3 separate regions of the Homo sapiens genome follow, and regions 2 and 3 are each linked to region 1. A link is a loop called in an ENCODE intact Hi-C map of the cell type or tissue named here. Cell type or tissue: CD14-positive monocyte. All regions are shown on one strand. Each heading gives the region's core, and the rest is flanking DNA. Links, peaks and the distances in the headings are about the cores only. Region 1 holds the start of LOC107984806 (a long non-coding RNA gene). Region 2 overlaps WWOX (WW domain containing oxidoreductase). Region 3 overlaps WWOX (WW domain containing oxidoreductase).

Evidence for each region. A loop is a pair of places that touch in the nucleus more often than their neighbours do. Peaks named below come from ENCODE experiments on the same cell type or tissue, not always from the same donor. Only the 100,000 strongest peaks of a DNase experiment are listed, where the experiment ranks them.
Region 2: a loop joins it to region 1, with 6 times the contacts of the local background. A loop is called at or near these places in 3 of 110 quality-filtered maps.
Region 3: it touches region 1 in a loop (2.2-fold over the local background); 3 of 110 quality-filtered maps call a loop at or near these places.

The regions. Positions count from the first base shown.
Region 1 is chr16:79,089,712-79,099,745 of GRCh38, reverse strand. All of the region lies in intron 8 of WWOX (WW domain containing oxidoreductase), which reads right to left. LOC107984806 (a long non-coding RNA gene) reads right to left here and starts at 9,696. Exons shown (of 3, transcript XR_001752381.2): 1 at 9,661-9,696. In CD14-positive monocyte, for the core only: no CTCF peak of the experiment used is centred there; a DNase peak (open chromatin) is centred at 5,885; H3K4me3 peaks cover 2,157 bases; H3K27ac peaks cover 1,254 bases.
Region 2 is chr16:79,163,341-79,173,374 of GRCh38, reverse strand. All of the region lies in intron 8 of WWOX (WW domain containing oxidoreductase), which reads right to left. Among named protein-coding and RNA genes, the nearest start is that of MAF, 430 kb to the left of the region's middle. RefSeq lists an enhancer at 2,989-3,561. In CD14-positive monocyte, for the core only: CTCF peaks have their summits at 3,731 and 3,930; DNase peaks (open chromatin) are centred at 2,254 and 4,024; H3K4me3 peaks cover 1,290 bases; H3K27ac peaks cover 2,023 bases.
Region 3 is chr16:79,146,115-79,156,148 of GRCh38, reverse strand. All of the region lies in intron 8 of WWOX (WW domain containing oxidoreductase), which reads right to left. Among named protein-coding and RNA genes, the nearest start is that of MAF, 450 kb to the left of the region's middle. In CD14-positive monocyte, for the core only: no CTCF peak of the experiment used is centred there; a DNase peak (open chromatin) is centred at 5,038; H3K27ac peaks cover 727 bases.

The DNA of each region.
Region 1 (10,034 bases), core at 3,445-8,444:
AAATTAGAGATTTGTACACTGCAAAAAGTTCATGTTATTTTCGGCCCATACCCATGTATTTGGTGCAATATGTTAAAAACAGAAATAAATTGAATTAGTTGCCAATATTTAAAACTCCTAAAGATTTCTCTCTCTCTCTCTCTCTCTCTCTCACAAACACACACACACACACGCACACACAATCTACATTTCTAGATTCTGTTAGAAGAGAAAAAAAATTAAAGAAACTGGCCAGCATAGTTGTGTATCCTCATATGACAACAGTCAGCTAGAATGGAAAGTGACCTCCTCTGTTAACAGAGTGTGCGCGCTGCAGTTTACCACAGTCTCCACCACTCCTTATGGTCTCCCCGGCAGTAAGGCTAATTGTCACGGGACCTTACATTGTTTTTCTTTTTGTAAAGAGAAATGTGAAAGATATATCATAGTCACTATGGTTTGGATCTGGTTTGCCTGTCCCCACCAAATCTCATGTTGACATTTGATCTCTTGTGTGAAGATGTCAGGAGATGGAGCCTACCGGGAGGTGTTTGGGTCATGGGGACGGATCCCTCATGAAGGGCTTCATGCCATCCTCATGGTAGTGAGTGAGTTCTCCCTCTGTGATTTCCCACGGGAGCTGGTTGTTTAAAAGAGCCTGGCACTTCCCTTCTCTCTTGCTTCCTCTCTGCCCATGTGATCTCTGCACACACTGGCTTCTCTTTGCCTTCTGCCAGGAGTGAAAGCAGCCTGAGGCCCTCCCCAGATGCTTAATCTTGAACTTTCCAGGCATGAGAACTGTGAATCAAACAAACTTCTTTTCTTTATGAATTACCCAGTCTCAGGTATTTTGTTATAGCAACACAAAACGGACAAAACTATACCCTTTACTCTATCAGAAGTAGAAATTTTAAAAGATATACAGAGAAGGCAACATATTGCAAGGAAAAAAAGGAGAATGTACATTTTTCTTTGCAGAAATGAAGACCATTTCTATGCATTCCACTTTCCAACAAAGTGTATCTGGGTTATTACCTGCCTCTACTCATTTATGTTGACCTGCCTAGTAGACATGTATTGTGTGCAATTCCTTCTTCTACACCCTGCACATTTTAGGAAAAATTCACTATGAAACCATTCTTCTTACTCTTTAACAAAAGAAAACGCTAAGGTGATTACAAGGGAAGTTTGCTCAACACACAGGAACACTGTGATAATTGCTTTTGGAGAAATCCATTGAAATGCAACCATCAGTACCAGGGAAGGGGTGAAGAAGATTCCAATGACCTTCTTTTCTTTCCAGACAGTTCTTAATATGCACTCCTTTGCCCATGGTGACCCCTGAGGGGTTAGTTAATGGGCTTTCTTCTGCTGGTTAAGAAGCAGAAATGCACTCTAGGAGAAAATACCACCCACTGGGAGTCAGGTGTCTGTGTTCAATCCCCACTGTCTGTCTCAGACACTGAGACTCAGTTTCCTCCTCTACTAAATAAAAGGAGTCCCCAAATGTGACTGTGCCTCTGCTTAGAGCTTCTGGATTCAATCTGCAATCAAATGAATGTCTCTCTGGATGGTGAGGCCCAGGCATCTGTGTGTTTTCAAGCTCCCAGGTGATTCTGATGAGCAGACAGGTTTGAAATTTGCTGGACTAAAGAGCGTCTCAAGTTTCTTCCAGCTCAAAAACTTGATGTACCTAGGAATCAAATTCTGCAGGCGCCTCTCTAGATATTGGACAGGCAATGTTCCAGACATATTAATGCTTTGGGGCCACTGGGATATGGTTTTAAAGGCTTGAAGCATTGCCACACTGCCTTAGTCACCCGGCAGGACCTGACTTATCATTTTGCCTGTAATGCATGTTGCCTGGTGGTTTGAAACTTCACCTGAAGTTCAGATGTGAGGCAAGATGCAATGGTCAAAATCAACAGATCTGAACTGCGATCGACGGGCAAAAGGCTTGAATCTCCTCAGTTCCCACTCTCAGCCCCGCTACTCTCTTATGCCCTGTGCCAACATGATCGCCTTCCCTAAATAAAAGACAGAAAGTATCCTTTATCCTCCAAAGATCTTTTGGAAACAGAATTAAATTGCACAGCGTTCACCCCTAGCACACAAACCTAACCCCCTTTGGAGTACGATGTTGAATGTCGTCATTCTCAGAACCTGAGGGGCTCTCTCTGGTTCTCAGTAGGAGAGGGTTATGTTTTTTCCTAATACAAACAAAAGACATTAGAAAGCATGTGGAGCATATGATAGCGCTGCGGTGCCACTGCGAACAAAATATGGATTTTGCTTTTGTAATGTGTGACTATTAGATCACAGCGTTGGTTGCAATAAATTATCACTTTCAGTTCCTGCTAATTGCTAGACTCTTCTGCCATGGGCTGCAGTGATGTGGGCCAAAAAAAAAAAAAAAAAGTTTTGGAGCCAGATACAAATATGCATCCTGCTGGATTGCGAATGGCATCTCGGATCTTGAATAAATGCCTAAGGAAACAGCTAGGCATGAGGGCCTGGGAATCAAAGACGTCATTATGCAATTATTGAGAAAAGCAGGCTCTTTATAAAAGAGAATTCTGACTTCTCTGTGAATCCACTGACCCAGAGCAGCCTTCACCCTACATGTATTCCTGTCCATAACGAGTACCTACAGGGTATGATGGAAGCAAGTAAGTTAACTGGTGTTGAAGTTAAAAAAAAAAAATCCAACCTGACCTTTTAAATGAAGAGATCCTTCTATGCCTTCTATGCCACAGAAAGTTGCAAAACCCACGAATGACAGCATGCCCCCTTCCTGGCTTCTTCCTGGCCCCCTCCCCAATATGCCCACAGATGTCCCCACCCGACCCTGATCCTTTCTTCTCCCCAGAGTATAAAGAATCTAGTGAGATCTTCTGGGCACAAACCTCGGCTTCAAGCTCCTTCTTCTTATTCTGTGAGAGTCAATTTCTGTATTAAGATCAAAAATTTGCTAAGCACCTATGAGGTTCCTAGTGATGGGGATGCAGGCATAAACAAAACAGGTGAAATACCTGCCCTGTTGGAGCCAGCATTCTCAAAGAGCGGGGAGAAAGCAAAATGGGTAAGTAACTGGAAATTGTGCTTGGATTGATGGCAATGATAATATGGAGAAAAATAAAGCAGGTGAAGGGGGTCAGAGGTGCTGCTGGGGATGGAGAAGGAAGATTGCTGTTTTAAAGATGGTATCTAGAGAAGGCTTCCTCCGAAGGTAACAGAGAAAGGATGGGCCAGCCCTGTAGCTGTTGAAGGGCACTCTGAGTGGGATAACCAGGAGGGGCATGGGTCTCATTCCATTGAACAGCAGGGAGGCCCGCACAGCTGGAACCCAGTGAGCAGGGGGAAGAGCACTGGCAGGAAGAACAGAGCCAATGGGGGAAGGGAGAGGACGCAGGATGCCATGGCCAGCTCGAGAGCATGGCTTGCACTCCGAGTAACAGGGGACGCCTTCAGAAAGTTCGGAGCAGGAGAAAGAGGTGATCTAACATATTTTCAAAGGAGATTCTGGTTCTCCGTGGAGAAAGAACTGAAAGGGTCCCAACATGGCTGGGTGCCAGGAGGCCCTTAAAAGAAAGGACTGTGGTCAGGCTCTGTGGCTCATGCCTGTAATCCCAGCACTTTGGGAGACCGAGGCAGGCGGATCAGTTGAGGTCAGGAGTTTTAGACCAGCCTTGACAACATGGTGAAACCCCATCTTTACCAAAAATACCAAAAAAAAAAAAAAAAAAAAAATTATCCGGGTGTGGCAGCGCATGCCTGTAGTCCCAGCTACTAGGGAGGCTGAGGTGGGAAAATCACTTGAACCTGGGAGGCAGAGGTTGCAGTGAGCTAGATCATGCCTAAACAACAGAGCAAGACTCTGTCTTAAAAAAAAAAAAAAAAAAAAAAGAGAGAGAGAGAATTGAGCAGTGATCCAGGCGGGAGGCGAGGGCAACCTGGAGGAGTATGCAAGGGTGAAGTCGGCTTTCTGAGGTCTGTATTCCTATTTGTGAGGTTTGTCCCTTGCTCCTCTCACATGTAAACTCCGTTGAGAAGAACTCAGTCCCTGGCACACAGAACACATGTGACAAATAATGGTTCCATGTTGAAAAACCTGCCAGGTTAGAGCCTACTCATGTCCCAAGAAGATCGACTTCCGCTAGATGAGTGATAACTAAATGTGGCTCCATTTGTTTTATTATTTATGCAATGTCAGCTCCCCCGCGCCTCACCCTGCATCTCCTCATCTGAAGAGGACATTCTGACTGATGGACCAGGGCAGAAACCAGAAGCCATCCTGCTGCCCCCACCTCTTCTGCTGCCTGGCTCTCTGACCTTCCACCTGCCATTTATTTTGTCCGTGCCTCAATTTCTCCATTCTGAAAATAAGAATAATTCTGCCAAGGGACCATTATGAGGATTAATGAGGTAATAAGGAAATGCCTGAAAGCAGTTTGAGCTCCTTGAAGGAACAGCTATAAATGCAGGGTCCATTTTTCCATCTCTTCTGTCTTCTCCCGCTAAATAAAACAGCCAGAGGGAGAAAGCCCTGTTGGGGTAGAAAGGAAAACGACAGGTGGACAAAGACAGCAGCTCTTTCTCCAGCAAAAATACCCTTAAGTAGATTCTAAGGCATTGGGAAGCCTTTTAGAGAAGCCTCCTTTGCAATAGAACGGGGCTGGGGCAGAGAATATCCAAGAAATTGTGAGGATTATTTTGCCTCAATTTGTGGACCAGAAATCACCTCAAAGGGACTTAGAAATAAGCCAGAACCATGTCGCCCCTCCTGTGTGCCCGAAGAATTCAGAAGCTGACCAGGCGATTGGCAAATCCCCTCAGCAGTAAAGTGAAAAAAATCGCCCACGACGCTGATCTGGTTTGGGCTGATGACACTCTGGGGTAGACACAGTGTAAACCTGTTGGCTCAATAAATATTGGGCTCCTTTTAATGAAAGAAACACTGTCATTCTCTTCTCGTTTCCTCCCTCTTGTCTCTTTAAAACTCCTTTAAATGAGAGGTTGTTATTCCTCATTCCAGGTTTATCTTCAGATGGTCACTAAGTTTATATATGTATCCTTGTACATATTTTATACCAAAACTTCTAGAAAATGCTAACTTAAAAAAAAAAGAAAAAACAGACCTGAGATGGGTTTTTGAAACGGTTACTCTGATGCAGTTTGTTGTTGTTTCTTATTTGCTTTTTAAAACTGAGGAAATGGCCTGGTGCGGTGGCTCACACCCGTCATCCCAGCACTTTGGGAGGCCGAGGTGGGCAGACTGCCTGAGGTCAGGAGTTCTGGACCAGTTTGGCCAACATGGTGAAACCCAGTCTCCACTAAAAATACAAAAAAATTAGCTGGACATGGTGGCGGGCGCCTGTAATCCCAACTACCTGGGAGGCTAAGGCAGGGGAATTGCTTGAACCAGTTGGAGTTTGCAGCGAGCCGAGATCGTGCCATTGCACTCCAGCCTGGGAGACAGAGCGAGACCCCGTATCAAAGAAAAAAAGAAAAAAAAAAAAAAAAGAAAAACCTCAGGAAATGCAGACGAGAGCGCTGGCAAAAGTGGTAATGAAATATCGGCACACGACGAACTTTTGCAAGCAACCCTACATGCACAGTTGTTTGTAAATGAGGAATTGTATTTCTGCATTCACAGGATAGAGGAGTGAGGAGGTGGGATGAGTGCTAGGTGGGCACTTTATCTGGCTAAATTATGCCACTACTTCTGAGTGACCCCATGGACATTCATTCATTCATACATGTATTCGTTCATTCCCTAGCATTTGTGGAAGTGGTATATGACACGGTACTAAGTGATAGAAGGCTCTGGGCTTCCTCCCCTTTCTCTCTTGGAAGGAGAGAGCGAGAAAGTGGCCAGGAAGCTGCGGTGAGGCCCACTCTGGGCTGAGTCACTCGGTTCCCCTTTTCCCTTTTTACTTCAGGCCTGTCACTCTGTGTCGAAGGGCAGGGGGAGGGGAAGCAAGAGAGAAAAGTATCAATGATTGGAGAAGAGGAACAAGTTTAACTAATATCTGATTATCCTTTTGATGTTCATTCAAGTTACCAAAAAGGCTGAAGCACTGCCTGTGCCTCGACAGGAAGTGTGCGGTAAAAGTAATGTCGTGATGTTTGTTGTGGGTGCCAATGGGCCACCCTGCACCGGGCACTGGAGGCCTGCTGGGAAGGTGAAGTGGGCCCACTGCCTGCTGCGGGTGGTGGCTGAGCCACTGTGACTGTTAAATGACTCTTTTTCATTTAATAAAAGAAAAAAAAATCATCATATATATTGCAAGCACAATTTTTAGGCAAATAAAAGCTCTATCTAAATCAAACAGAAAAATGTTGGGTCACAATAAGCCACTGAACATTTCTTTTTGATCTCATAATTGAAAGGACTCATTTTTTAAAATGAGAAAATTTAAATAAACAAATTTAGAGTCTCATCCCCTAAACGCAACTACTGTCAGTATTAATAGACAGGTATTTAGTGTTTCTGTGTATCTTTCGCCTCCAAAATCTGCCTCTCTCCCCACCTCCTCCCAACCACACCGTGACATTTGTTTTGTTTTTCTGATAGATGTAAACACATAATTTTTGCCCATTTTTTTTCCTTTAGAAGTGTCATTCTTTTCATTGATGTAGACTTGTCTATGAAATGGCTGTACCACAGTTACGTAACCAACAGCTCAGCATCTTTCTTTACAGCTGTTGAACTGCTAGGTAAAAAGTAGTGGTGCAAAAGTAATTGCGGTTTTTGCTATTGAATATAATGGTGAAAACCGCGATTACTTTTGCTCCAACCTAACTAGAAAATAGCATTCTATATTATAGATGAAAACTCACATGTCCATCCATGAAAATGGGCCTTATCTAGTTGAAATCCAAACTCCACTCCTATGGAGCTGGGGGGTTATGAGGGCTGAGGGGCCTGAGTGAGACAGCCTCGGGATGGCCTAGGGTTTATGAAGGAGCCATAGAATAATATGTTTTCAACAACGTTTACATTAATTCCAGAGAGATCTCCAAAAACCCTCATTTTTGTGTTCAGTCTTGGGGAAATTATGTCCATGAAAGGTACATACATCTGTCTCTGTTTCCATCACAATTCACTCCTCGCCAACGACTTTTACTGGAAAAAGGGGTTTCGCCAGATGAATCAGATCAGGCTAAAGACCAATTACACAAAACAAGGAACGTGGCTGCTGGCCTTTTCCCTGAACTGCAGCTGAAACTCAGAGAACCATTTCCAGGGGAAAGAGCTGGGCTCCTGGAAGATGTATAGGGTCAGCCTGGTGGTGAGATGGTGATGAGCAAGGGTGCACATCCATGAGGAACCAATCATGTTGGAACAACTAAGTGATATCGCCTCTGGCTTTATTAATATTAAAGACCACAGGCTAGGCGGCTGCCATTTTACTGCCCTGTTTTCAAGCCACCCAGCACGATTGATTCCTAGCTCCCAAAGGCTTCCCCTCTGTTATCTCTTTAGGTTTTAATATTGTTAAAGCCTTAATAATCGGTGGGCTAAACACACATGTAATGAATCCTATTAGTCATAAATGGCTCCCTGCACACAAGAAAATGAAGTAGGAAGCCTTCTCTTGCACACAGGCAAACTCCCCTAATTCAGACTACCTGAAAGCAAGACTGATCTGAATTACACATTTCTTTAAAAGAAAAACGTGAGGCCCGGTGCGGTGGCTCACACCTGTAATCCCAGCACTTTGGGAGGCCGAGGCGAGAAAAGATCACGAGGTCAAGAGATCGAGACCATCTTGGCCAACATGGTGAAACTCCGTCTCTACTAAAAATACAAAAATTAGCTGGGCGTGGTGGCATGCACCTGTGGTCCCAGCTACTCAGGAGGCTGAGGCAGGAGAATCACTTGAACCCAGGAAGTGGAGGTTGCAGTGAGCCCAGATAATACCACTGCTCTCCAGCCTGGTGACAGAGCTAGACTCCGTCTCAAAAAAAAAAAAAAAAAAAACAAAGAAAAGAAAAGAAAAAGATGCGGTCGGGTGTGTGCAGAAACCCTCTTGAGAAAACCAACTTTTATCTAGCAAAGTCCTTAGGCGAGCTGCTTTAACGAAGAGGTAAGAATATCCTTGAGTCAGTAGGAGCTTCTAAATTGCCCGAGGGTACTTTAAAACTGCTCTCTTGCAAAGGGCACAGTTCCCCCAGATTGTTCTGGGGTGTTCTTTGCTTAGTAAACCCTCTCTCCAAGATGACTGCACAGGCTAAGCCTCAAGCCAAGAGCCAAATCCGAAGATCATAAATCCCAGATTCCTGAAGTCCACATGAACAAAAATTGGGTAGAATGAACACCCAGTGGGGAAGCTGGTATATGTTGCTACTGCCTGGCAGCCTTCAAATTCATCTGTGCTCACGAAAGCAGTGAAAGAGCTTCAACACAGGAATGAGATTACAAAAAAATTTCATGCACTGGGATCAGCATATAGCAAAAGGTGAGAAAAAAAAAAGCAGCATTAAAATAAAAATGCCCCAACTACTACTTAGTTTTTTGTTTTTGCTTTTGTTGTTCACATTGTTTGTTTTGTTTTATAGGAAGAGGAAAAAGTCTGGGGGAAGGATGTGGTTATGGTGGCTGGTCACTGGGCAGAACCAAATAAAACCTCGAGAGCCTCCCTCGCTCAATCAGGGTAAAATCCAGTCTTTCTAGGCCTGGAGCGGTGGCTTGTGCCTATAATCCCAGTACTTTGGGAGGCCGATGTGGGTGGATCACCTGAGGTCAGGAGGTTGAGACCAGGCTGGCCAACATGGTATCTACAAAAAATACAAAAATTTGAGCTGGGTGCGGTGGCATGAATGCCTGTAGTCCCAACTTCTTGGGAGGCTGAGGCAGGACAATTGTTTGAACCCAGGAGGCAAAGGTTGCAGTGAGCTGAGATCATGCCGCTGCACTCCAGATGTCTCAAAAAAAGAAAAACAAAATAACCAAAACAGAGTCTTTCTAAAAACCAACAAGGCAGGGCATGGCCAAGCCTCCTCAGTCTCTCCTCCTGGCCTTGGTGGCATGCCTGGGCCCCGCCGAGCATGTGCCTCACTCGGGACCTTGATACTTGCCGTCCCCTCCTCCCTTGCACCCTGCACCTCTTCGGACAGGAATCTGTCCACAGGCCACTCATCACAGAACCCTGTCTAGAGCCATACAGCATCGTCTTCCTGTCCTCAGCCCTCTAAACAGGAATGAATTATCTTTACAGCACTTATCCTTGCTTGCATGTCTTGATTTCTTTCACGTCTCTTTCCCCAAGTAGAATGAAAGCTCCCTGAGGGCAGGGATTTCCTTTGTTCACTGCTGTATCACTAGGTATTGCACATAGAGGGCCCTCCAGAAACGTGAGATAACTGAATGAACGGATGAATGAATGAAATATATAACTATATACTGAGCATGGCTTTAGACACCAATGCAACACATTATATCACACACACACACACACACACACACACACACACACACACGCACACAGTAGAATCTGTCAGGATGGCACCCCACGAGGCTAGCATCTTAACCCGACCCTGGCCCACTCAGACCCACCAAGTCAAGAAACAGCCCTTTTTATGGGCCTTCCAGTAACATTAATTGTTGGTCATAAAACTTCAAAGAAACAGATATTTATAGCTTGATTAAAGCCCCTTTTTTCCACACACACTCACCACAGCACTTTCCAGCTGGGTTCCCATGAGCATACTGAAAACAGCCTCCTGCCCACTTCCTGTCAAAGCCAGTTCCTTAACCGCTTAGGTCCTGAAGCTCGCCGGCCCCCCCTTTTTTTTTTTTCCAGTGTTCACTCTTTCGGTTTCTCTTGGGTTTTCGCAGTTGGGTTTTTCACTCTTTTTCTCAGGCACCCAAGCCCCCCTTGAACCGCCCCCATATCCAGCATGACAACAGGGGCCAATGAACACATCAGAACTCCGAGGAATGAAAAGGTTCCTTCTCAGAACAGCCTCCCAAGGGAAACAAACAAACACTATGAAGTTTTGCAAGGTCTGGGCAACTAATATGGTAATCTGTTTACCATGCTTAAACG
Region 2 (10,034 bases), core at 1,840-6,839, 75 kb before region 1:
CATATCTGCACCAATGGGTTACTGAGTTGTACCCCAAACATACAAAGTGTTTTTACGTCTCTAAGATGGCACATGGCACATGGCACATGGACATGCAGGGTTCCCTTCCTGTGGAATGTGCCACTCTCACACCCCTCAGGAGGCCCAGGAGGGGAGCAGGTGATGTGAACCGAAAGGGTTCACTCTGCAGTGACGTAGATGCCTATGGACACAGGCCCAGAGACATGGGCACACATGTGTGTCAAATGTGATTAACAATGGATTTTATGTTGGGAAAGATTCTTCTGCAGAGAATCCTGGAGGTCTTTCCAATGCAATGAAATGGATTCACAGAGGCATTTATTTACTTATTTAGAGATGGGGTCTTGCTCTGTCACACAGCCTGGAGTGCAGTGGCACCATCATGGTTCACTGCAGCCTTGACGTCCCAGGCTCAAGCAATCTTCCTGCCTCAGCCCCCTGAGTAGCTGGGACTACAGGCGCACACCACTACACCTGGCATTTTTTTTTTTTTCTTTTTGCAGGTAGTCTATATTGCCCTGACTGGTCTCAAACTTCTAGGCTCAAGTGATCCTCTCATCTTGGCCTCCCAGAGTGCTGGAATTACAGGCGTGAGCCACCATAACTGGCCGTGAAGGCATTTAGGTTACAATTTTATATTTCCATGGCCTTTTTACACACACACATACGTGCGCGTGCACACAAACAAAAAAACACCTCACAGTTTGTCTTTGCCATTGGTAGTGAGATCACCAGATTCCGAGGGAGGGCAAAAACACACTCCTAAAGAGGCTCCACAGGTTCTTTCCCAGAGTAGACATGCTGGATGCAATTCATGCAGCCACTCAGTGAGGAGGAGCAAACATTTATGTAGGGCCTACTCTGAGCCAGACACAGGGCTCGGGACTACAGGTACCAAGATAAGTGGTTGCTGCTCTTGAGTTTGCAGCCCAGAGCAGAAACACAAGGCATTGAAGTGACTCAGATACAGGTTTAAAAGGGCTGCCTGCTCTGAAATCATGGATCTTTGACCAAATCTGAAGTCCGCGCTTCCTGCACGAAAGCAGCTGCATTTAATACATTCCTACGTGCCAAGTGCCATGCAAAGCTGTGGGATATACACAGTTCCTGCTCCCTAAGGCTCAGTGCCAAGTGGGGAAATAAAACAAGGGCATTATTTTGGATATAATTAAGGAAATGAGAGAAGTTCATGGGGCGTACAACTAACCACCAGGAACCCAAGAAAATGTAGTTCCTGGCCTCCACCTGCTACATGGTGACAGAGGACAGTCACGTGCTAACACAGGGGAGGATCCCAACTTGCCCTCGCTCCACAGGCTTCTGCAGGAGCTCCGTGTTCCTGAGAGTCAGGATGACCTGTCTGACTCATGGCAAACTGCCAACTGCATCTGAAACCCAAGCTTATGCGTATATCGAAATGCAGGAAGCCATCTTAAAAGGATGCACTAATTAGCTTCCTGGGATTTCAGATTTTAAAAGCTTCTGTGATCATATTTGTTTTGGTAATTTTTTTTTTTATTGAAAAGGATTCCGAAGATTGATTCTGCTGTCAGGACATCAGAAAACAAAACAAACAAAAAATAAGACAATGAACTTTACTCGTTTCCATAGCGAAGTGCTTTCAACGTGAATGAAGAAAGAACATCTGCTGATTGGATGATAAAAAAGCAAAATGGCATTAAAAGGCCATGATGCACAGTGAAGAACCAGTCTCCCTTGGGTGGCTGGACTCAACACTGAGATACTCTTGAAGAGCATTTGTAAGCCCACTGTGAAATCAGCACCCACTGTTAGGGGACCTGGGGGCTACCATTCTTATTTCAAATTAAAACAGCAGCAAAAAAGGAATGTTTAAATTCTGGGTAGCAAACTGATGTGAAAGATGACACCGACAAAAAACTTCTTATAAACCACCAACCACTGTTTTCATTAAAAATGGAGAGAGCTAATAATGGAAAGGGTGTATATGATAATTATATTTGTTCAGTGTGGGAAATAAATAACAACTATAGTGCTACACTATTAAGAGAGTATGTAATCATGTTATTAGATATGTCCTATAATTGAAAGCCATTATCAGAATACTTCCTTATAGAGTTAATTCCTCCTCTGAGCAACCCCTAAACCTCGTCTACATTTTCCCCGGGTGTCCCTATGTTGTAATTATCTGTCGCTATGTGTGTCTCCCAAGTCAGTGTGTGATATCCAAGGCAACTCCTGCAAGCATTCCATCCCTCTCACTCTCACGTGCCTAGCACTGGGTCAGCAAATAATCACCACTGAATAAACATAGTTCCTCTTAAAGTTCACTTCTCTAGGCTGACTAATCCTTTGGTCTATTCTTGGAAACATTTCCCAACATCTCACATTTTTCTTAGATTGGGGAGTGTGCATGCAGGAATATTTAGATAAGTCAATGTATTAAAAATTTGTAGGCAAGGCACTAATAATCAGCACACAGGAATCCACGAAGGTTTGGCCAAAGTTGATGAAGAATCACGAGCTATCACCCTCAAACCTGGAAAGACCTCATCTCCTGCTTAAATTTCTTTAAAAAAGGATGACCTTGCAAATTACCTCCTTGTAAATGTAACTTCTAAATTTAGAAACATACAGAAAAAGAAAAAAAAATCATGAATTGAGCTTGCAACATCTTAAAGAGCGCATTTACTGTAAAAAAAAATAGAAGTAACTCTTGACTGTGAAAGTGAGTTCCATTTTTTAATTTGTGTGGTTTAAGTAAAAAATTTTTATTTTCTACAATAGAATCAAGCAATCATTTGCTCCTAGAGAAGTAATTTACAGTCAGATTTCATTTTCTTAATCTGGCATAATTTAGGGTATGAAACTCATTGATTTATGAGAGTGGTACCATTTTTAATCCAAAGATAACATTAAGTGGTCTTAACAGTTGTATTGCAGGATGCTCCCTATAAGAAAATGTATTAGGAGGCAAAAGAGGAAAGTGCTTCTGGAGTCAGACCTGGGTCAAATTCCATCTTTGCTACTTCCTAGCTGGGGGACCTTGCATAGATCACGTAGCTTCTCTGATCCTCTATTTCCTCAACTATAAATTGGAGATGACACTATCAGTTTTGTGGTGAGGATTAAATGAGATGATGTTTGTAAGGAGAAATGTGCAAAAGGAACATAGGACATTCTACCGGGAATCATTTCCACTGGAAAAACATGGTTAGACTGGGTTATTGAAGGACATGATAGCAACTTTTCCAGAGATGATGAAAAATACTCCTGTATTTTCACCAGACATGTTAGGAGATCCTAACTTGTTTGAGCTGGTTGGCGCTCATTATAAAATCTCCTTTTAGGAGGGGTAATGAAGGTGTCCTAAAGATTGCAATGCCCTGCAGGAGAGCACCCAAGCCTGGTCAACAGAGCCAGTTCTGCTGAGCCACTGTGCATGGCCATCAACATAGAGGGTTGTTTTTTTCCATCTTGATTTCTGGGCCCATCAAGCCCGCTGTAAGAACTTCCCTGCAATACAGCAATCTCAAACCAGACTTTTCCCACTATTTAGAGTCAGGAAAAACGTCTGGGGAGGAAAAGGGTAGTCCCTAGAGTGACAAAAGGAGGCTGTGGCAAGGTTGGGCACTGGCGATCCCAGCCATCCTGCCCACCCACCCATTTGGCAGGTCCATTCTAAACTGCAATTTGTCTTGGACAACCTACCTTCCTAGTTGTTGGTTAGGGCTTGTGCCATCATTTCTGTCTTTAGCTATTTGTGTGAAGCAGGAAGCACATTCTCAAAATTCCTCTTCCCCATCCTTGATTCTGGGTGCTGGGGACTTTACCCTGGCTTTAAAAGGACAGCCAGGAGGTGGCTGAAAGGAAATGCAAAAAAGGCTTACAGGCCCAGCTTTTAAGAATTCCAAGAATAGTGCTCAGTGAGACCCTCTGCAGCTGCAGGGAAGCACTGCATTTCTCCAAGTTCCTCCAACTTGCAGATGAAGACGTGACAGGCAGCCACGCAGTTGTTGTGGTTTATGCAGTCATGGCCCTCTGGGGCTTGATCTTGTGATCAAAGTCCTTTGTGCTTTCTAACACATCACAAGTCTCAGACATTTGATGTGCTAAAAACAAACTACTGTCTAGAGTCAGAAAAACCTGGAGCCAAATGCCCCTGTCTCTGAAATGGGAGACTTTGGACATGTTATTTAATGTTTCAAGTCTTGGTTTCCTCCTCTCTACCATGGGCCAAATTTGTTGACTTTTCAGAATTGTGAAGTGGAGGATTAAGTGGGATCATGTTTATAAAACAGCTAGCACACGCCTTGCCCGTATTAATTTGTATCTAATAGATTCTCCATAACTTTCACTTTAAAGGGGTGAAAAGATTTTTAAGGAAGCTCCGGAATCAAGATTTTTACAGTGGGCCAGTTTTCAAAGTGAGATAGTTTGTATAAGGAAAACCTTTAACTTTCTAAAGGGATTTTTCCCATGCAAAAGTTTTTTGTTTTAAAAAATGTTAAGGAACTCGAGGCCACAGCTGATGGAGGTGTGGAGAGAGTGAATTCTGGTCTCAACTGGATCTCAGCTGGATACAAACAAGCTCCGGGATCTTGGGAAACTGGAATGACTTTCCTGGGACTTGGTTTACCCCTCCCCCTTGCCCAGCTTTCCTCCTCTTCCCTGAGGGGCTTCACAAAAGCCAGGTAAGAGCCTAGAGGTGAAAGTACCTGGAAATTCTAGTCGACAAGTGTAGATGGCATAATTATCACTCTCTTGCCTCCCTCCACATTTCTAGGCCCCCCATTGTCCCTTCCTGGGTAATATGGAGCTTCAGAGGTGTGGGCAGGGAGGCGGGGAGAGACTGAAATAACAGGGACTGGATGCCTGCCAGATATTTCAGTTGCACATGCACAACTTGAGTAAGTCCCTGGGGGTTGATTATAGTTACCTGAGAACACTCCTTAACTCTTTCTGCAGAAATGAACTTAATGAAAAGCCTAGTGCCTTAGAACACATCCAGAAGTATTAAAAGCAGAGATTTTCTGTAAAATGGTACAGGCAGCCACTGTGGATAGCAGTTTGTCAGTTCATCAAAAAGTTAAACCTAGACTGATCATATGACCCAGCAATTCCACCCCTAAGTATATACCCAAGAAAAGTGAGAACATGTCCACACAGAAACTTGTATACAAATGTTTATGGCAACACAAGTCATTATACCTAGAAGGCGGAAACAACCCAAATGTCCATCAATGGATGAACAGATAAACAAGATGTGGTATATCCATGCAGTGGAATACTATGCAGCCATAAAAAAGAATAAAGTACTGACACATGCCACAACTTAGACAAGCCTTGGAAACAGCATGCTAAGTGAACGGAGCTAGACACAAAAGGTCACATATTCTTTGATTCCTTTTATGTGGTATACCCAGAATAGGCAAATCCACAGAGACCAAAAGCAGAGAAGTTGGAAGAAGGGAATGGGGCAGTGATGACTTTATGTGTATGCTTTTCTGGGGTGATGACAAAGTTTTGAAACTAAAAAGAGGTGACGGTGGCATAACACTGAGTTCACTAAATGCCACTGAAGTGTACACTTTAAAATGGTTAACTGTATATTACGTGAATTTCATCTCAACTAAAACAATGTTTGCAGGGAAACGAAACAAAACAAGGATACAAGGGTTTTTGAAGTCATTGTGGCCTGAATTTGAATCTCATCTCTGTCTTATTTGACTTGGATAACCTTGGGCAAGTGACTTGGGCACTGTGGGCATTCGCTTCGCTGCCTTAAGCTGATGGGAATTACGATGCGTGGAGGCCATGGAGCATTCCAGGAGACTCTGGAAGCAAAACATCTAGTGCAGGTCAGTGCATGATGGACACACCAGAGATGCCAGCTCCTTACCTCCCATTCCTTCACTAAATGTCTCCCTGTCTCCAAGGTCAGAGCCATCTGAGCCCTCAGTGTCATGGAGGGAAACTACACACTACAGAAAAAAACCAAATACTAAGAATAATATAATAATCACACTTATACTCACCACTCAGAAGTTATTAGCATTTTGGAATTGTTAGCATTTTGTCATATTTGCTTCTTTGCTAATTTTTTAAAATAGTGAAATAAAATATTTCTGATGGCCGGGCATGGTGGTTCATGCCTGTTATCCCAGCATTTTGGGAGGCCGAGGTGGGTGGATTGCTCGAGCACATGAGTTCCAGATCAGCTTGGCCAACATGGCAAAACCCCGTCTCTAATAAAATACAAAAAAATTAGCCGGCCGTGGTAGCACACACCTGTAATCACAGCTACTCAGGAGGCTGACGCATGAGAATTGTTTGAACCTGGGAGGTGGAGGTTGCAGAGAGTAGAGATCAGGCCATGCACTCCAGCCTGGATGACACAGCAAGGCTCTGTCTCAAAAAAAAATAATTATTATATATATGATGAAGTTGAAATTTACCGAGTGTTGTATACTTAGCTTAATGTCTCTTCTGAACAAATAAGCAAGTTCACTAAAGAATTAATACATGGAAAAATAGTTTATTTGTTCAACTGGTCTTTATTCAGGGCCTACTATTAACAAGATATATACTAAAGAATGCAAACACAGTGTTAAAGAGCTTCATTGTAATGAATAATCTGAGCAGGTGCTGGAAGTGGTAGTTCAGCGGTCTTGAGGGACAGTAGTCACCATGTGCCTTGGTTAGCTCATTCTATTAAATGAAATTGGTAGTTTGCTTCCTAAACTTGGATTGCAGTTAACCAGCACAACTCGAAAAATAAGTCTACCTGACATAGTCAATTCAATTGTTAGCTACCTAACAATTGTGCTGTTAGGAAATGTTGAAAATGCGGACTACTGCCCGTATGGTGTGGTTCTGAACTCTCGTTGAAAAATAGGATGGTCTATGAAAGTACACAGTGGCTCTGTGACAAAGGAGGGAGGATTTATCATTGGAATGAACTAAAGAGGAGGCAAAAGGGAAGAAAAGCTGCAAACTAAGAAGGATTTAAAACACAATCTTTGTGGTGGAAATAATGTAATTCCATCCTCCTGTGTCAGAGAAATTAAGGCCTGGAAAAGCCCTGGCTGAAACACCCAGGTTGCTGAGTTGGGAGTGAGGGGAATGAGGTGGGGAGGCAACTCAGTGCTCTGCCTCCAGAAGTGATTGAAGTCAATTTCTTTATAATTTCATGTTTTCCTAAAAACAAGATGATTTGTTTGCACTATTAAAAAAAGTCAAGAATGGACTTCGGCAATACCCCAACTTGTCTGAAGACTACGCTGGGAGGTAAAGCTGGTCTATGCTGCTGGGACGCAGCCTTTTTAAAGGAGATCACTGTACCTGAAATGCAGATAGTTATGAAAATGACATTAATTTGCTTAGACCGAAAGATTTTCACAGGAGAGCAACTACCAGAAAACATTATGAAAATGTCTGAGAGGGCTGGTAATTGAGTTGATTAGTATGACCTTGGTTATGAAGGTAATAGAAGAGGGACGGGTGCTTAGACTGAGTTATAACCCTGTTCCCGGTTCGGCGACCGAGTGAGGGATGTAATTTGTTCAGGCTGACTCGGAGAAGCCAAGCCTGCCTGTGACAAAGTAATGCTTTGACTAGCCGAGCTTGGCCTGTGCTTTTCACCCTGACAGAGTAAACAGGACAGAGTCAAATAAGAAATCATGGACTGGGTTTGTGTGCTACTTCTCTGCGTAAAACCAGCTGTAGGCAGAATCTTCTGGACAATGAGTCCTGAGAAGCACGCTTTCACTGCCTCTGAACTAGCAAAGAGGGAACAGAATACAACTGCACCCCAGCTGAAACAACACAAAACAAAACACCAACATAAACAAAGAATAAACATCCCAAGGAGGTCTATGCTGAATTTGCTCTGATTCTATTTTTCGTATTTTTTTATAGACATTTATGAAGCAATATGCTACCGGCTGCAGTGGGAAATTTAGCTGCATTAATCATAAGAAAGGATTCCATGTCTGGCTCTAAAGCCCATGTTGTTTCCACGACACCTGCTTCAAACAGGCAAGTTTCCCTCTGTAACATATACGCACCCATGTGTGCACACACACATGAAATTGACCTCCGCAATGGCAAGGTCATTGGATGCCGGAAGCCGTTACCATGAGTATATGAGGTCACTAGCATTGTAACTACTTCTACAAAAGTTCATGTCCAGGGAGATTTATCTAGTTTTTTTTTTTTTTTTCCTTCGTTTTAATCTGTGAAGACCTTCCATATCAAGTTTACCCTAGGAAAGAGATCTTACATGGAACGTAGGATAAGTGATACTTCAGAAACAACTATGGTCCTCCCAGAGACCCTCAAATAGAGGTTAAAAGTCTATACATAAGGGTGTGGAACATTTTACACTTACTGTTTATACATGAATTAGAGAGTTGTACTGGGTGAATAACAACAGGGTATCTTTATGCACACTTTGCCTCTTCTCTGTGGTGTGTGGGTTTGCCTGGTTTGTGTTTGTGTGTGTATTTGTAGGTTTTATGAGTCTCCGATTTCAGGGCTGGTGCTACATAAATGACAAAGGGCCCTGAATCCCTTGTCTCCTTGCCTCTGTCACTGAGTTTGCTGACCCTCTAGTGAAAAGGATCTGACCACCACATGCGAGTGGAATAAATTATCGCTGACACTCCAGTATTTAATTATGCAGCTGTCAGAGCGGCCCTTTCGAAATTCATTTTAATAAAGTGGGAACTTTCCCTTTCAAGGTTAGAGTGAGGGGAGTCACCTTTGGTGTCAGCCGGAGGTCTCCACCATGAGCTCTGCATTCTTGCTCTGGACGCCTGTCACTTGGCCTGATAGAAGGTCCTGATAACAGCGCTGATGCCTGGTGGCCTCCCCCCATCCCCCCATCCCTGCCTGAATGAACATCCTTCATTTAAACCCACAATAATGAGGACCTCAAAGTCAGAGAGGCGGGCACAAGGGCAGCCTGTCGGGGAAAAAATGGCTTCTTATTATAAAATTCACTCAATGTGGAAGTGGCAATCTAAAAGCAATCATGGCCATCTCCCCGTTTTAACTGGTTAACCAGCAACATTTCACATGGTGGAAGGAAAAAAACAAACTCTGAGCTAAGTGGCGTGGTAGTGGTGGGGCATCCAGACACTGGCAAGCCTCAATTGCTGTAGCTCCCAAACACGTCAAACAGACATGAAAGTATTGATTTATATTTTTCTATAAAATAAAAAGCAGTATTAAAGTTTTTGTAGCCTTGTTTCTGGGCCATAAAGTGGCACCGAGGAAAAGCTTTTATATGGCAAACTGAATGGGTGAACGCGATCACGCCTGCCTATTATGTATATGCCTAAAGTCTATGTTTAGCTTATACTTCTCACTGTTTATTTGCAAACCATGCCCACAGACACCCTGCAGAGGGAAAACCGTGGGCTGGGCTAGAAACGGCAGAAGCAACTCGACAGATACAGCCAGATCAGTTCCTTTTTTTTTTTTTCCAATTCTCTTCCTTACTGTTGCTTTCACTTTCTCTCTTTTCCCCCTCTGACCTTATTCTCTCTCTCTTTTTTTTTTTTTTTTTTTTTTGAGGTGGAGTTTTGCTCGTTGCCCAGGCCAGAGTGCAATGGCACGATCTCAGCTCACTGCAACCTCCGCCTCCCAGTTCCAGTGATTCTCCTGCCTCAGCCTCAAAAGTGGCTGGGATTACAGGCATGCACCACTATGCCAGGCTAATTTTGTATGTTTAGTAGAGATGGCGTTTCTCCATTTTGGGCAGGCTAGTCTTGAACTCCTGGCTTCAGGTGATCCACCCCCTTCGGCCTCCCAAAGTGCTGGGATTACAGGTGTGAGCCACCATGCCCGGCCTTTCTCTAACATCATGATGAATATGCATTGATTACTGACTGTGTGCAAGGCACTGTCCAAAGTTTTCTGTATGCTTATCTCTTATAGAGCTCAGAGTAACTTCATAAATTAGGCGCCTTAATGACGATTCCTACTTCTACTAAACTGAGGCTCAGGGAGACTAATGGGCTTCCTCA
Region 3 (10,034 bases), core at 2,472-7,471, 57 kb before region 1:
TACAGACAATCACATTAGCACTGTTAGTAGTAACAGATGGGCCTATGAGTAGTGAGACTGTGCAAATTCCAGTCGTTGAAGAGGTGGTGGTGACCTGTCTGATTTCCTGGAAATTGTAAACTAACTATTTTTCTCTTTTAATAGTGAAATGACTAAGTGAGTTATGAGTGCTTAGGTGCTTTAAGTATTTCCTTCATCTTCATTCGATGTTTAGAAATCAACAGAGAGACTTGTACCTAGATTAAAAAAAAAACAACTGGAATTCCTCCTCCCTCCCTTTCTCCTTCTTATATGTATTAGTCCTCTATAAACCTGACACCATGCTAGGCACCACTGGTATAAGACAAGGGAAAAAAAAACTCTGGCTTTTTGCATAATCCTTTCTATTCAAAATGCGATCCATGGATTATCAGCCTGTTAGGAGCTTCTTAGGAATGTAGAATTGAGGCCCCTCCCTGACCTCCTATAACCAAATCTGCACTTTGTACACAATCCCCCAAGCAATTCATGCGCACTGTATCATTGAGTAAAAGCCCTGCTGGAGATGAGGGATTGGCTCTCTATGTCAACTTGGCCAAATCCAGCCAACCATGTAGTTTTTCCTGCTGTTTTTTTATGGTCTACGATCTAAAAGTGATTTCTACATTTTAAAATGATTACATTTTAAATGCTATATGAATACCTACATAATAACCTCAATTTTGTCTCTTAGACTTCAAAGTCTAAAATATTTTACTCTCTGCCCACCCCCCCACCTTTTTTGTTGTTGTTGTTGAAACAGAGTCTCCCTCTGTCGCCAGGCTGGAGTGCAATGGCGTGATCTCAGCTCACTGCAACCTCTTCCTCCCTGGTTCAAGTGATTCTCCTGCCTCGGCCTCCCGAGTAGCTGGAACTACAGGCACACGCCACCATGCCCAGCTAATTTTTGTATTTTTAGGAGAGATGGGGTTTCACCATGTTGGCCAGAATGGTTTCCATCTCTTGACTTCATGATCTGCCTGCCTCGGCCTCCCAAAGTGCTGGGATTACAGGCGTGAGCCACCATTCCCGGCTTGCCTTCTTAAGCAAAAGCTTGCCAGTGCCTGCTGTAGAATCTAGAAGAATCTAGAACCCTAAGTCTGGGTGAAGGCACAGATGAAGCTATCTTTTGAAATAAGCATGACATCATGACCCTAATTCCACTGAAAATACTTGTCAGAGGAATGACAGCTCTTCCTCTTCTTTCTTTCTTTCATTTTTTCCAAAACCATGATATGTATTAAACAGGAAACAGGCACTGAGAGCCTAAACCTTGGATCAAGTTTATAAAAGCACAGGTGTAATAGGAATTTCATGGTTCATGCTCAGAGGTTCATGAGGACCTAAAAAATGGTTATCTTCAGACTCAAAAGGACCCAAAAGACATGAAAACTGGTTTAACTGGCTCCATCCACATACACTATGAAAGTGATTAACAGTTTACCAAACGTGGTTGTTTTACAGTGTACATCCATCAGCATAAGGGTTGTATTTTTTTTAAATGTTGCAAACTTTTTAGTTTTTCCAAGTGAAGAAAACACAAAATTGCCATCGAATATCCCCATCACTTCAGAAAAGAGTGGCTATATCCTTTCAACTAAATTCACCTCTTTTTTTTTTTTTTTTTGCAAAAGAGGATTTTAAAAAATTATTTATATGTCCATGTCTATCTTTGAGAGGTAGATTTAGCTGAGGAAGTGAAATGAGGGGCCAGTATTGAAAATGGATGAGAGTGAAAGAAGAGGAGACAGGAATCAGAGTCACAGAGAACAGAGAACTGGTGTCTAGGACAGGCAATCTTCAGAAAAGGAAACTCAGCTGGAAACAAAAGGCTTTGTTCCTGCCCAGCCATTCCCACGGTGACCTCACCGGTGTCCAGGGCAGAGGACACTTACACAAATACTTGTTGCACTAGACTAAATTAAAAGGATTTAGTGGGTGTCGATCTGTAGTGGCATGACCCAAGTTGCCTATTTTTCATACCATTTAGGGCTCTGACATTGAATAGATGAGAACTTGTTTTTAAAAGACTATCCATGATGCATCCACTCAGCATGTTAGAATGGAGGCCAAAGGGAGCCAAAGTTGTTTTGGATTTGGGCAGTATGCCTTGCTCCTTTTTCTCCCAAATTCTAAATGCTTCTGGGGTGCATCCATGGCTAGCATCACGGGAGGCAGGACAAGAAATTGTGGACAGTCCAGCCTGGCCTGACAGCAGGCCTGGAAAACGCTTTCAAACCTTAGGGGCCATACCTTGCCAAGAGCATCTCTTTTGAGTGTAGGTTACAACCTGTTCTTATTTGAAGAGATGTCCCTAAAAGAGCACGCATTCTCCTACCCATAAACAGCTAAACAACAACAACAAAAAACCCCCCCCAAAAAACAGATGATACTAAAGGTTGCTTTCACTAACCTTTAAATGGTACTGGGAGGAATAGAAAAGTATGTACAATGAGATTAAGGCCTTCTATGATCCCCAATTTATGATTAATATGGTGACCACAAAATCTAGAGGTTCTTTATTGCTTTTTGGACAGGCAACTGATTGTGTGCAGGTATTATTAGGATTGTTACTCAGTGTAATCCACAGTCCGAATTTCCACAAGTGCATTGCCGTGGGCTGTTCTCCAGGGGTCTAGACATAACGACAAAAGGCATTCCCGATGTAAACCAAATGACTTGGTATGACCCCACACACCAGTGGCTACCTGAGGACACCTCCACAGTTCCCTAAGTAAGTACCCACAGCAGAGGAGGGCTCTGCTTGGATTCCTTCGCACTGAAAGGGCGGCTTGGCGTGACTCATGTGACTCTAGACCCTCCAGAAAAATTGTACAGGGGAGTCTCACAGCTGGAGAAAGGAAGTCAGGTAGGACTGGGGTCAAACTTTAGTGCTGGAATCTTTTCGCAAGCCACTACGCTGGGCCTGAATCTCCTCCTCCTCACATGGAGATGATAAAGCTGCCTCTCAAGATTTCTTGGCGGTTGAATGAAAAATATAGCAAGCCCATGACCCTGAGCGTGTACTCAAGTGAGTTTGGATTTTCCTGCCCTGTGCTTCACAGAAACCAGGCCTCCGCTCGCTCTGCAGGTCTCCTTGCCCGGCTCTTTTGAGCTGCCTGCATTCTCTTCCTTCCTTGTATTTCCCCCAGCAAGCTTCCCTGACACTCTCACGCTAGGAGCAGTCCTCTCTTTCCACCGTCTCCTAGACCCGGAGCCCACTTCTATCCCTGCTCTTCCCTCAGTGCAACTGGGTACTCCGTTCTATCTCCCAGGGAGTGAGCTCACAAGCTGTCTCGGCCTCCACCCCAGTGCTGGCCCACCTGACACAAAGAAGGTGCTAGATGTTAGCTGCACTGCAGAATAATTCCCTGAGCTCTGCCCACACTAAGCTGACTGCTGGCCACTCTGTTTGGGCATGGCTGGGCAGGGCAGGTTTTTGTTTTTTTTTTTTTTTCTTTGAGATGGAGACTCACTCTGTCGCCAAGCTGGAGTGCAGTGGCGTGATCTCGGCTCACTGCAACCTCTGCCTCCCGGGTTCAAGCGATTCTCCTGCCTCAACCTCCCGAGTAGCTGAGACTACAGGAACACGCCACCACGCCCAGCTAATTTTTGTATTTTTTAGTAGAGACAGGGTTTCACCATGTTGGCCAGAATGATCTGGATCTCTTGACCTCGTGATCCGCCCGCCTCATCGTCCCAAAGTGCTGGGATTACAGGCATGAGACACTGCGCCCGGCTGGGCAGTTGGTTTTTTAAAGCTTAACTGTCTTCCCCTTGGCTTCACCCCAGACTCCTCTTCCACTCCTGATTCAGGAGGAAGCCTGTTCCACCTGCATTCCCCATCGCATGGTCCAGCCAGCCTGTACCCTTCTCTGCCTCATCCATCACCCGTTCTGCCAGCATGGGTCAGCGAATCCCGCTCCTCAGGGCCTCGCCTCGCGTGGGGGAGGGATGCAAGCAAGTTCCAAGGCAGTGCCGACAGAAACAAAATCGATATCTTTTACTCTACAGGAAAAAGTAGAGGATAAACTTCTCAATAGTATTAGAGGAAATTTAACAAGGGATATGGTAAGATCAAGGTCTTCTATGATTCCCAACTTCTGCTTAATACAGTGACAATGAAAACTAGTTCCCCCTTCGTAACAGAGACCTTTCTGTTGCCTTTTAAAGACTCAGAGCCCAGATATCCTCGGCTATTTACATGTGATATTTCATGGCTAAAACAACAAAAAAAGATAAACAAAGGCAAGTCCCCAGTCAAAGAAAAGAGAATTATCATCACATTAGCGTCAAAACTTCAACACTGGGGCTGGAGGCCATGGATTTTCTTGCCATTACAGCAACTCCAGGATCAAATAGGCCCATTAGGTGGCTCTGGCTGTCAGGCACCCTGGCAGGCCGTTCGGAGACTAGCATGCTCTCAACACGAGATAGGGTGGCCACTTACTTCTTGCCTATCCTCTAGCACCCCTGATCTGCAGGCATGGCCTCTGCATTCTGCGTTATTTCACTGAGAAAGGCATGCAGCCCATAAGCAGAGGGTGAGGTCTCAGCTCTGTCGCCTTCTAAATCACAACATAATTGGAGCCCTGTTTGTCTTCAACCTGAACACTGATCATGTAGAAGGAGCGGTATTGGTTACTGTCCTCTCCCTCTGCCACCTCCTGCCAATGCAAGCCAGTGCTGAGGAATGTCTGGTCCAGGGTAACCAAAAAGAAGGCGCACATACTCTTCATGTCTAGGAAATAAGAGCCTACGGATTTGGGGGAATCCACACAACACCTGCTGGAGACGTTTTGTTAGTGACCTCCAGGAGCACACCACAAAGAATAACGCCTTTACTTGGAAAGAACCTCAAAGGCAGTGAAAAGTCAACCACCGTAGGAAAGAATGTTCCAGATTTCAAATGATCAGAATAGCTGGCTGTTTAAGAGGTGGTGCCACTTTTACAGTTAACTATATAACATATGGAAAGCAGGAGGGGAATTTTCTGGGGAAATGAGTCAAATTTGTGTTTCCTCTTTAGTATTAAAATGATAGCTTTACGTATTTCATAGATGTGCCAATAGCAGAGTTGCACTGGTAAAATGAAAACTAACGTTTAAAAGGGAAATAATTCCTGTGCAACGTCCTACAAAGCCTCAAATCAGGGAGAAATGAAAAGAGCCTAGAATAAACTAGGCTGAAAAAGTCTTCTACACCAGTGACAGCAGAATGATGGCCTGCAGGTTGAATCTGGACTGCGGATGTATTTTATTTGGCTCACTCCAAGTGGCCTACGCAATGATTTCATTGCCACCATTTACAAATCGGATAACTTAAGCTGGATGCAGTGACACACGCCTGTAGTCCCGGCTACCCAGGAGGCCAAAGGGGTAAAGTCACTTGAGTCCAGGAGTTCCAGGGTGGCCTGGACAACATAAACGGTGGCCTGGGCAACGACGTGACACCATCTCAAGAAAAAGGGATGATTTAATATTTAAAAATATATGAATTTCTAATCTAATCTCTCCAGAAAAACTGGAGGTTCTGGCAAGTTTATAGCTAATTTCCACGTGGCAACATTCAGCTGGACGTCAATAATGGCTGCCCCTTAGAGATGAGGCATGCACACTATCTTTGGCACTTTCTCCTGTCTTCCCTATATTGGGGACATAGATTTAGCACCATTTATCATCGTATACACAGCAACTTCATTCCTTTATTCTACCTACCTGGTAGTTGAAGCATCTGAAACTGCCCTATGCTATGCTATATAATTATGAATTATTAACAGGGCTTTATCTCCAAGTTCCTGATGCATGAGTCAGAGAGGTGAAATCCCTTGTTTAGTGTGAATTATCCTCAACTGGAAAAATTAAGGCATTGAGTACAAAGTTCAGTGCTGCTCTTTGACAGTTCCATGAATCTATGGTTTGGGAAAGGATCTCTTCTACCTCTAACAAGAAGAGTTTTCATTTTTAATCTTCTGCTAAAGGTAGACTGAGCAGAGCTAAGCTTGGTGAACCAGAGCCATTGCCAGTGAATCACATCTGTGAGTCTTCTCAACTGCCTTAAAATGAGAGGCCTAATCAGAGAAGAACGTATTTGACCAGAAAAGCATTTCCTTCTTAGGTTCCCATAAAAAACATAAATGGGCTCTTTTGTGCCCACAGATGTGGTCTTACTGGTCATCGGCATCTGAGAGTCCCTTTTTCAGTGATGTGGATGGGTGGGTTGATGGATAGAAGGATCTGAACCCTCTTATCTGAATCCCTGTGTGATCCACCAAACCCATACTGCAAGATGGCTGATGGGGTATAGGAGGAGCATCCATGCCAACAGAACTGAGTGATGTATACCAAGCAACGTGAGGCCAGAACTTGGAGTCTGGTCTCCTGCTGTAACCCACTGGCTGCGGTCCTAAATGTAGTCTGTGGCAGAATGCCAGCTGAGAGAAGTACAGATGAAAATATAAGCAGGCAGATTATTTATGAGACATGAAACTAAATGCTCATTGGTTCTTATGCAACTAAAGCTGAGCTCCCTGGTGGCTGATGGGGACTCATTTGAGACCGTCCCTAGGAAGGGAGCTATATTCTTCTCCTAACCACAAAAATGGAACCCACCCAACAAACAGTATGCTTTCCTTGTTGGGCACTAAACTGAGACGGATGTTTTCTGAATAAAAGTTGGTGAGCTATCCACAAAATGTTAGCAAACTGTATCCAACAATGTATAAAAAAACATATATGCCATGACCAAGTGGGATTTATTCCAGGTCTTCAAGGCTGGTTCAATATTTAAAATCAATATAGTCCACCATATCAAAAAGCTAAAGGAAAATCATATGATCATATAGATTGGCATACAAAAAGCAGTTGATAAAAAGTACACACCCATTATCATTTTCAAAAGTTTCTTAGTAATTTAGGAATTGAGAAGAATCACTTCAACTTGATAAAGAACATCTACAAAAAATTTACAGCTAGCATCAAATTTAGTGGTGAAATGGTAAATAACTTCCCCCTCCCTAAGATCAGGAGCAAGGCAAGGATGTTCTCACTACTCTTGTTCAACATAGCACAGGAAGTTCTAGCCACTACAATAAGGCAATAAAAAAAGGGCACACATATTATAAAGGAAGAAATAAAATTCTCTATTTGCATATGACATGACAGGCTAGATAGAAAATCCCAAGAAATCTCAAAAAAACTAACAAATACAAACAAAAATAAAAAACTCCTGGAACTTTATAATAAATGCAATCAGCAAGCTCATAGGATCAAGATCAACACACAAAACTCAATCATATTTCTAGATATATGTAGAAGTTGGAATTAAAAACACAATGCCATTTACAATCGCTCCAAAGAAAATGAAATGCTTAGGTACACACTCCAGTGGGTTTATACTAAATAAATAGAATTACATACCATGTCCACAAACTGGAAGACTCAACATAGTAAAGATGTCAATTCTCCCGAATTGATCTATAGGTTTAATGTTAGACCTATAGATTTAAACCCCATTAAAACTGCAGCAAGGCTTCTGGTAGACATAGACAACCATATTGTACAATTTATATGAAAAAGCACAGGTCTTAGGAAGCTAAAATAATCTTAATAAAAAAGAATACAGTGAGAAGAATCACTCTACCTGACATGAGGCTTACTACATAGCTATAGTAATGAAGACAGCGTATAATTGTCAGAGAGACAGACACATAGATCAGTGGAATAAAGAAGCCAGAAAGATACCCACACAAACATGCTCAATTCATTTTGAATAAAGGTAAAAAAATTCTCTGGAGGAAGATCATTTTCAGCAAATGGTGCTAAAACAATGAGATGTTCCTAGGCAAAATTTATTAGACTTGACCTTAACCTCACATCTTATACAAAAATTAACTCAAAATTTATCATGGGCATACATGCAAAATGCAAAAATATATGACTTTTAGGAAAAAAATATTAGAAATTATTTGGGATATATGGTTACCCAAAGAATTATTAGATTTGGCAACAAAAGCTCAGTTGATGAAAGGAAAAATTGATAAATTGGACCTCATTAAAACTAAATACTTTTATTTTGCAAATGTCCATGTAAAGATGATGAAAAGACAAGCTGTAGATTGAGAGAAGATATTTGCAAACCACATATCCAACAAAGAACCAATAACTAGAATATATAAAGAATTTTCAAAATGCAACAATAATACAACAATTCAAATAGAAAATGAGAAAAAAACATTAATAGACATTTCACCGAAGAGGATATATAGATGACAAACAAATGAAAATATGTTTAAAATTATTAGCTATCAGGGCAATTTAATTAAAACCACAGTGAAATATCACTACATGTTTACCAGAATGGCTAAAATAAAAAACTGCAACACCACCAAATGCTGGTGAAGATATAGTGAAACTAGATCACCAAATGCTGGTGGAAATGTAAAATAGCATGGAAACAGCTTGACAGTTTCTTATACAAACTAATCATGTCATTACCCTACAACCCACCAATTGCATTCATGGGCATTTATCCCAGAGAAAAGAAAACTTCTATTTACACAAACACTTGTGTACAAATGTTTATAATAGCATTACTTTCAATAGCCAAGACTAGATTTCCTTCAGCGGGAGAGTGATTAAACATACGATCACTTATATGTACAATACCATGGAATACTACTGAGCAATGAAATTAAACAAGCTACCGACACGTGCAACAACTGGGAAGAATCTCCACGGAATTGTACCGAGTGAAAAAAGTCAGTCCCCAAAAGATTACATACTATGCTATTCTGCTTATATAATAATTTTGAAAAAACAACATTTTAAAAGTGGAGAACAGTTTAGTGGTTGCCAGGGGTCAGGGATGAGGCAGGCGCAGAAGGAAGGTGGGTGTGGTTTGCAAGGCAACGCAAGGGAATTTTGTGGTGATGCACTGTTCACTGTCTTGATGTAGTTGTGTATAAAGGAAGCTACACATTTGATGACACTGTATAAAACTACATATGTAGACACAGACACACATATACACACTTGAGTACAGGTAAAATGAGAAATCTGAATAAGATCCATAGATTCTGTAAGTGTCAACACTGTGATATTGCACAATTGTTTTGCAAAAGCTATCACTGGGGGAAACTGAGCTAAGAATATGAGGAATCATTGTATATTATTTCTTACAACTACATGTGAGTCTTCAATTAAAATTTCAATTAAAAAATCAGTGAACTAGACATGAAGGGACACATGTAGAAGTACAAGCGAAGGTGCCTCCAACCTCCTTAAACCTCACACAGTATTTGCTACTTCTGCTGGGGTCTCCAATCCTAGCACTAAAATCTCTTGTTCAGTAGTCTTCGCTTCCTAGAATGTAAGCTCCTTGAAGGCGAGGACCACACCTTTCTGACCACCTAATTCTCAAAACTTCCCATAATATAAACCAGATGCTTAGTAAGCACTTGCTGAGTGAATGAACCTTAATTCTCAGGGTACTGGCTGCATTCTCCCACTTAAATATTAATACGAACTCTAAAATGGCTGTTATTATCCTTATTTTATCCTGTGTGGGAGAGGAAATGAAGCTTCAGATAGGTTAAATGACTTGCGCAAACTGTAATATAGTTATGAGTTTTGAAAACTCGTTACGACTCCAAATCTCAAGACCCTTCTACTACGCTGCCCAGGTCAGCCACAGACCTGTGATCGGATGCAGCAACACAGGATGATATAAGCCAGTTCTGGAGGAAAAGTCTCTAAAATAGAAGCCTCAGAGATGGGAAAACATGGCAGGTTGAAGACGGGGCATCAAAGAAGGCTCTGCTGGTAGGAGAATACCTTCAGGGTCAGGCTGACATTCCAAGAAAAAGGGACCTATTGATAAGAAATAAAAATGCAAAAGACTCTTTTTGTTTTCTCCTCTGCATTATATTCAAGGTAACATAATCCAAGAGCTCATCTGACTAAATTATAAGCCTACTTCATATCATACACTTCCTTCCTTGAAAAATGCAAGTTACC